Regions from separate parts of the Homo sapiens genome. Here region 2 is linked to region 1. A link is a contact called in ENCODE Hi-C or POLR2A ChIA-PET data. All regions are on one chromosome and are shown on one strand. The core of a region is the stretch at or near the end of the contact, and the rest is flanking DNA. Distances in the headings are between cores, read along the strand shown. Region 1 overlaps SLC8A1-AS1 (SLC8A1 antisense RNA 1). Region 2 overlaps SLC8A1 (solute carrier family 8 member A1).

What was found. A loop is a pair of places that touch in the nucleus more often than their neighbours do. ChIA-PET counts read pairs that join two places held with the same protein, here RNA polymerase II (POLR2A).
Region 2: POLR2A ChIA-PET joins it to region 1 with 15 read pairs in AG04449. The contact joins two enhancer-like sites. A Hi-C loop is called at or near these places in 1 of 168 maps with a recorded cell type or tissue (sciatic nerve). POLR2A ChIA-PET finds 5 or more read pairs at or near these places in 4 of 52 experiments (AG04449, AG04450, Panc1 and 1 more).

Annotation. Positions count from the first base shown.
Region 1 is chr2:40,031,678-40,035,677 of GRCh38, forward strand. All of the region lies in intron 2 of SLC8A1-AS1 (SLC8A1 antisense RNA 1), which reads left to right. Among named protein-coding and RNA genes, the nearest start is that of SLC8A1-AS1, 120 kb to the left of the region's middle. Within about 2 kb of position 1,399, at least 3 of the 41 ENCODE cell types and tissues checked have a DNase peak (open chromatin) inside an H3K27ac peak, as active enhancers do.
Region 2 is chr2:40,128,701-40,132,645 of GRCh38, forward strand. All of the region lies in intron 10 of SLC8A1 (solute carrier family 8 member A1), which reads right to left. All of the region lies in intron 3 of SLC8A1-AS1 (SLC8A1 antisense RNA 1), which reads left to right. Among named protein-coding and RNA genes, the nearest start is that of SLC8A1-AS1, 210 kb to the left of the region's middle. Within about 2 kb of position 1,696, at least 5 of the 41 ENCODE cell types and tissues checked have a DNase peak (open chromatin) inside an H3K27ac peak, as active enhancers do.

The sequences.
Region 1 (4,000 bases), core at 149-2,648:
GCATTTGACTTAAAACCAGCTACTTGTACAGGGGAATCTTACTAGTTGACTACCTTCCTCTTAATAATTTTGGTTAGAGAAAATAGCACAAAGTTTGTAGGAAGGAGAAATGAATTTCAAAGTAAATAGAGACACTAAGGCATTACATATGAAAATATCTTAAATGGTGCCTAGCACATAATAAGTAGGTTCATCATTAAGTGTAAGTTAAAAACACACACACACACACAAAAACCCACCTTGGAGAGGCACAGTGGCTCACATCTGTAATCCCAGCACTTTGGAACCCAGTGATTTGAGATCAGCCTGGGCAACATGGCAATACCTGTCTCCCAAAAAAAAAAAAAAAAAAAAAAGGTCAGATGTGGTGGCTTATGTTTATGGTCCCATCTACTTACTTGGGAGGCTGAGGTGGGAGGATTGTTTGAGACTAGGAGGTCAAGGCTGAAGTGAGCTGTGTTTTGTGCCACCGTACTCCAGTGTGGGTGACAGAGCAAGATTCTCTCTCAAAAAAACAATCACCTTAAATCTCTTTTCTTTTGCATCTATATCCTAGGAGTAGAGACAGAGAGTAATACTAAGAGAAGGTAGAGGCGGGAGGAGGAAGAGGAAGGAAGAGAAACCAGAACATACGTCCAAAGATATATGAACCCATTAGGTGGGAGATGAAGCAAGGGTTTGTGGAACAGAATCCTATATTTATATTTTTTGCCTTGTTTGGGTCCTGAACACTTTAGAGAAAATTGAAAAGGTGGCTGAGTGGGGAAACTGACAGCACCAGAAGAGAGGAGAACTTTGCTGATTTTTAACTTTGGTGGGACCAGTCCTAAATTAAAGCCATACTTCATATTCTGTGAGGGATGAGAATCACTTTCTGGGATTTTTAAGTCCCATCAAGTGCTTAAGACTCTTTTCTGAGTATTTAAAAAGGCTGTGGAAATCATCCTTATTTTTATTGGTCCGGTACCTACTAGGCTGTAATGAGCTAGTTGAAATGTGAAAACCAACGTTTCAGACTTGTGTCTGACTTTACAGTCTAAGCTATGATGAACTCCACTCTCCTCCACTCAGCCTCTTTCCTTGGGTTCAGGATGTCAAGCCCAAAGACTTGAGCTACACACTAGGCATGGGGCAAAGGGATGGTGCTGCTACCAGTGCCAGGTGTGGTAGTTGATGTCTTTAGTAACATCAGAGATAAAGTCCTAGGTATTTCAGACTGTGTGACACATTTGGGGTTCACTGTTACTAAAAATATTCTGTTTAACTGAAAGGTATTTGTCCACAGATAGACACTACAATGAACAAACAATTTTTCTTTGATAAAAGCACAAAGTACCTTGGGGATCATGCAATCAGAGCTTCAGCTTCATCATTATGAACATAAATTCTCTTTGTACCAGGAAATTGTGGAAACGATAGCTCATAGACAGCTCATATTGAGAGAATGTTAATGAGCCACTACATACTCTCTGAGGTTGACTAACCATTGTGGAGATAATGCTGGTGGCAAAGGATATGAGTATTCTAGAGGGAATGGGCAAGTGAAGCAAAGTGTCTCTTAATGTGTGCCATCTACCAGCACTAAAATGGTGCCCACTTGAACTGATTTGTAAACTTGTAACACTGACTTTGACCATCTGTACTCCTGGGTATCATGGTAAGTTATAAAGTAGATCACTACGCAATGCCTTTTAAGGTGCACACTCTGCTTGTGGTGCAAATAGTAATTCAGGGGCCTGGTTTTGAATCTATGCTGGTCTGCCTCATTTAAGAGAGCATTCAGGTTTCCATTATAGCTATGGCAAACTAAAATCTAATTGAATTCTACAGGCATTTAATAGCATGTCTAATGCGGGCAAAGCTCTTTGCTAGGGGATGGTAGAGGTACAGAGATAAAAGACAAAGATCAGTGCTTGATAATCCAGGGGTTACCGGCTATAGAAATTCTCTTAACTTGGTTCAGTGAATCTGAGGAGCTGGGAAAGGTGAGCCAGGGAGAAAAGGGAGAAAAGTCACTGCAAAGTGTGCTGACATCCTACTCTGGGCAATTGAAGGTGAATCCTGCTAGGACTCTCAGATTCTTTGTGGTATACATCAGAAGTGCCCTACCAGAGAATGGGAGGCGAGACACTTAACTATTGATTCCTAGCCCCTATCAGTTGAGGACTGGCCCTGGGGTTGTCAACTCCACAGTATTTCCTGGTGCCTCCAGGCTGAGCAGGCTCTCTGAGTGCTTGAGAAAGTCTTCCAGCAGAGGAGGAAGCAGCAGGAGCTTGAAGTCAGAAACTGTGAGCAGGCTGGAAATGGTCTATCCCGGTTGCTGATGAGCTCATTTCAGCCTATGGGGTTGTTGTTCACTTATTATAACAGTTGCACGTGCTTGCCACAGAAAATTTGGTAAACAAAATTCTATAATCACATTTTAGAGATAACCACGGTTATCACTCTGGTGTGTTTCCTACCAAAACTTCTTTTTCCACTGTGTGTGTGTGTGTTCTATACATGCATATTGGCAGGGTTATATTGTTTGAAATTTTACTTTGTAAAAAATAGAATCATGAAAATGGAGGAATTTAACTGTTAAACAGTCACCACAAAGTCTTCAGCTGATTCTAACAGGGAGGGAGTGTGAGCTTGGGAGAGACGCCTCTATTCATCTCAGGGCAACAGCTGGACAGTGACTCAGTTGAGAGCTGTGAGCTGTCCATAATCCCAGCAACTCAGGAAATGGATGTCTCAGTCCTAAAGAGGGGAGGAGTGGGCAGGGCACACAGCACCCGCTACAGTCCACCCCTTTGAGCTGATAGGATTGAATTTTTGTATAATAAATTCTGGGAACACCTCTTTAAAAAACGAAATTTTACTGTGTTTTTCTTGTTGTTTCTCCACTATTCAAAGTGGCCTGATCCTTAGTCTTTACTTGTCTCAGGCAGTTTTGAAGAACTCACAGTAGGCAGTACTTGAGGTCAGTGCATCTTCCTGTCTTTTGTAAAGACCTAAGAAAGTTGCTGAAATTATTCCAGATTCTCTGGAAAGAAAAGGGAAATCAAGAATCTCTGATAGTAGTAAGAGAGAAAAACATATAACCCAAGAGTGGAGGGCTGCTAGAGGTGTGAGATTCTGAGATGTGTCAGGAACCCTTTCAGTCTATGGCTGTGCCCTGGGGAGATGACCAGAGCTTGGAAGGGCAACTTCTTGGTGCTCCAGAAAGACTGGACCTGAGGCACACTGGCTGTCAGCCTAGTCAGTGCTTCCACATAACCTCATAGGAGGCACAAAAGAAGCAGACCTGTCCTTCCAAAAGTCTGGAGCTTGCTGGGGCAGCAGCATCTTAGAATGGGGGTGACTAATGCAGATCAATGATGACTGATGTTGTAAGAAGGTTCCCTGGTGCTTGGCTTTGCATAATGTGCTAGGGCTTTTCCTATGGAGGGGGACCCCCAGAAATGACAGATGTGATTTTATATTTCTGTGGATGTGTCCTAAAATTTCATTTTACTTGATTAGAAATAAATAAAGTGAGGATTTAAATTCTAGATTTCTGTTTCCTAGGGGATTACTTTCTCGTAGCCTCCTCGGATCCTGGTGCCTAAGTCCAACCTATTACCACTGGGATGTGGGTCACATCAGTACAGATATGCAACTCTTTCATTGTTTTCCATAAAAAATAAAACCCACTCTAAATATTTGGTCAACTTGGGGTCATGGGGAGAGACCATGTTACTCTGCAGTCTTATACCATTTTGCTATTTCTTCTCCTTCTACATCTCCCCTTTCCTTTTGTATCAAGAATGGGCTCCTATGTCTTCACTGGCTCTTTAGGCTAGTATTGTTCTCAATGGTCTGTTTTCTTTTTTCTTTCTTTTCCTTCCTTTCTTTTCTTTCTTTCCTTTCTTTTCTTTTCTTTTTTTTTTCTTTCTTTTCTTTTCTTTCTTGACAGAGTCTTACTCTGTTGTCCAGGCTGGAGTACAGGGGTGCAATCTCGGCTCACTGGAACCTC
Region 2 (3,945 bases), core at 446-2,945, 97 kb after region 1:
GGGCAGGGTAGTGGAATTGTTTTAAAAAGGTGGACAAATCCATATATACACAAAACAATGAAGAACAAAAAATATCTCATGTAATTTACAAATATATAGAGAGAGATTCTGTGATGAATAAAACAAAATAATTTCAAAATCTTACAGAATCCATGGTAAATTCTGACACTATCATGTAGAGAATCCATGACATTTTTATATTAGAATTAGTCCTTGTGAAAAATAGAGAAAAGTCAAACCTATTGAGTCAGAAAGTACATCAGTGGTTGCCTGGGGCAGAGGGTGGAGATGAGGATTATCTGTAAATGGCCGTGAGGCATCTTACTGGGGTGATGAAATGTTCTAAAACTGGATTAGGGTAATGGTAGCAAGACTCAGTGAATTTACTAAAAATCATGAAATTGTATGTACTACAAATGGATGCATTTTATGGTATGTAAGTGATACCACCATAAAGCTGTTAAAAGATGCAGACTGAGACAGCATTAAAATAAAAACAACCCACCAGAAAACAGTGGTCCTTGAGATGTTTCATTTTTTTTTTTTTTTGAGACAGTGTCACACTCTGTCACTGAGGCTGAGTGTGATGGCATGATCATGGCTCACTGCAGCCTTGGCCTCCTGGGCTCAAGTGATCCTCCCATCTCAGCCTCCTGAGTAGCTGGGACAACAGGTGCATACCACCATGCCCAGCTAATTTAAAACTTTTTTTTTTTGTAGACACAGGGTCTCTCTATGTTGCCCAGGCTCATCTCGAACTCCTGGACTAAAGCGATCCTCCTGCCTTGGCCTCCCAAAGTGTGGGGATTACAGACGTGAGCCAGCACACCTGGCCACCTTCATTTCAAATGTGAAAAGGGAGAAATAAAAGTCATCAACTCAACATTATTTACAAATCATTCCTTAGAGACTGACACTCTTGTGAATGCTTCTGCTACACTCGATGCTCATTCCCTTTGCAATACACCCTGAGCCTCAAAAGAAAGGGAAATTTACACTCATTCACATAACACATGCATAACACCAACCCTCCAAACACAAAACACATGAACGCACACCTGTACAGCATGATGTTTCTACCAAGTGCCCTTGCTCTGGCCAACCTAGAGTATGTAAGAAGGCCTAGATAGAATAGAATAAAATATTTTTAGCTCTCTTCTCTTACACTGTGACTTTTATGGGACTGAGTAAAGTTGGCTGGTATGGGGTTGGGGCACTAATCCAAAGGCTCTGCAGGACTTCAGATTGGGCAGGACACATGCTGAGCATCCCTGCTCCCTGGACCACCTCCTGGTAAATGACATCATTGTTATCATCCTGATTCCCCTCCAGCTTTGTACTCAATGCCAGGTGCCCATGCAGTACTGCCCTTTGAGAGAAATAAGGAGTATGACTACCAACAAAAAACCCTTAAAAGTATTTAATAAAAAAACTCTTCCTTTGAGGAGAAAGAATAAAAGATGCAAAGAGCTTTGAAATGGATCTTTCCCAGGTTTTTACAGAATCTTTGGGTCGGCTGCATGCGGCCTATTCCCCACTGTTTCTTAGTATACGATAACAGGCAGTTATGGTGCCATTTATAGAGAAAATCTTGTAAATTCTGGTTGCTAGCCTTCTTTTGTTTCATTCTCTCCTCAAAAATGTTTGCCTTTGCAGGCTTCCTTTAACTCTAATGACATCATCTATTCATGGGAAAGTGTGCTGGAAAGTACAAAGCATTTAAACTCCAGACTGCTGCTTGCTAAAGTGAGGTTAAGATAAGGTCCTGTGGAAAGCCATTTGAGTGATTAGGGCTGTCCCGTGCTGCCCGTCTGGCAGTGTCCCTGGTTAGCTTTGCCTCTTGGCCTGACTGCAGATCTGAGGGTCCATTCAGCAGTACTGAACTTTTTTGGTAGTAAAGAAACGTGTTGCTTATTAGAGTATGTGAAAACAAAATATACTTGCCCTTTAGTAGCCTCTTGGGGAAACTGACACCATAGCCACTGGGAAATACTGGCTTAGGGTAAAGTCACTCTGTTTTCTTTTCCATTTAAGCTGATGTGAAATGTAGCCATCCAATTAAATATGTATGCACACTGTCACAATGGCACCTCTTGACACTGGCTATCTGACTTGAAATGTCAATGTTGAGAGGAGAAAGCTCATGGTCAGTGAAACTGCAGGAAACAGAAGCACATTTGGATATGTCCACCTCACTAGAATTCCTACCATAGGGAAAAATGAAGATAGGCTGAAAATTTACTTAGTTTTTCAGTTTTCAATTGCTGCAATGTAGCTAAGGTAAATAACCCAGGAGGCCTAACTTGTTTATCAGTGCATTGAAATAGAAAGTAAGGGAGATCCAACATTTTTAAGGGTCTACTATATGCGAGGCTCTGTGTTGGGTACTTTATAAATTCTCTCTCATGTAATCCTCACTACAACTCTGTGAGATGGATTTTCATGTTCCTATTATTCTGGCTTAGAGGAGTTAAGCAATTTGCCTCTGGGGATGTCATACATCTAGTAAGTAGCGGAGGGAGGGTTGGGTTTGAACACAGGTCTACCTGCCTCTCTAAAGCTCATGTTCTTTTATAACCCCTCAGCACGTAGTCATTGTGCTAAGACTTTGCATAACTTCTCTGAGACAGAGGCTGTTAACTGTCAATCTATCTGTGAGCTTTGCACTGAGAACAACACATCTATTTGAAGTAGGATGGGATGAGAAGAAATGATGGAATTAATCTGATTCCCTGCTGTCCTTCAAGGGAGCTCAGAATTCAGAATGACTGGGTACAGTTTCCCAAGGGGAACATGTTTGTGATGAGTGGGCATTTTTGTGTTCGCTCCTGACCACCTCTCTGCTGTTAAGAGTAGACTGAGTGTGTTTACTGGTTGGTGAGACCTTGGAATATTAACCTCTATGGTTCCCACTCCTACTTCTGCTCAGAGATCTAGAACACTGGAATGTAATTTCCAAAGCTGCCAGTAAGCCTGGGCAGAACATGACTGCTAGGAGGGTGTCCTCAACATGCCCTTCCTGGGCCCCACTGACCGGCACCTGGGTAGCTGTGTATCACAGCTGTGTTTGGTCTAGCTCGGGAAGACCAAATCTCTCTTTGTGTTCAGATTCATTAGTGGCACATGGCTGTGCTGATGAGGATTATCTTGGTATTCTATTTTTTTTTTTTTTTTTTTTTTTTTTGCCAGCTGGGTCAGAACTGAACATCTTTCAGTTGTCTTAGTGATTAAATTTTTACATACAGGAAATGCTAATAGTTTACAGGTATAGAACTGGATCTTGATTCATTTCTGAATTTTTTTGAAAGCATGGACTCCATTAGGTGTTTTTCATGCCAAACAGAATAATAGTTCCTGACCTTGAAGAGTTTAAATGTAATCTTACTGTTGCATGCCTTAAAAGTAAAAAATAATAAAATTGAGGTAAAGAGAGAAATTTAAAAATTTCTTAAAACGTTTGTGAGGCATATGGAAAAGAGCATATGCAATACTTTAAAAATAAGTCCAAGATGGCACGATAGAGTAGCTAAGTACCAGATTATAAAAACGAGAGATAACATGGATTCCACAGTTTACCATCCCTACAAACTTTGGCTAAATATGGACAAGTCATTTATTCTCTATGAGTTTTAGTTTCTTCATGTAACATGAGGATACTTGTATTCACTCTCCTATAAGCTATTAAGTGATTTTAGACAGGGCCACTGGAGTTACATCCAGGCATATTGTACCCTATACAGCTCCAGGAGGGTCACTCAGATTATGGGGCCTCTTGGAGTATGTAGCATACAACCTGCACAACCATACAAGTTACTTGATGGTCCACCGAGAAGTAAAGCGACAGGACCCAGTAAATTGTAAAGTACTTGCTGTTTAAGTATTCTACAGAATATCTTAGTTTTGAGAGTTATTAGAAGCCAGAAAATTAAAAACTGAAAAACATAA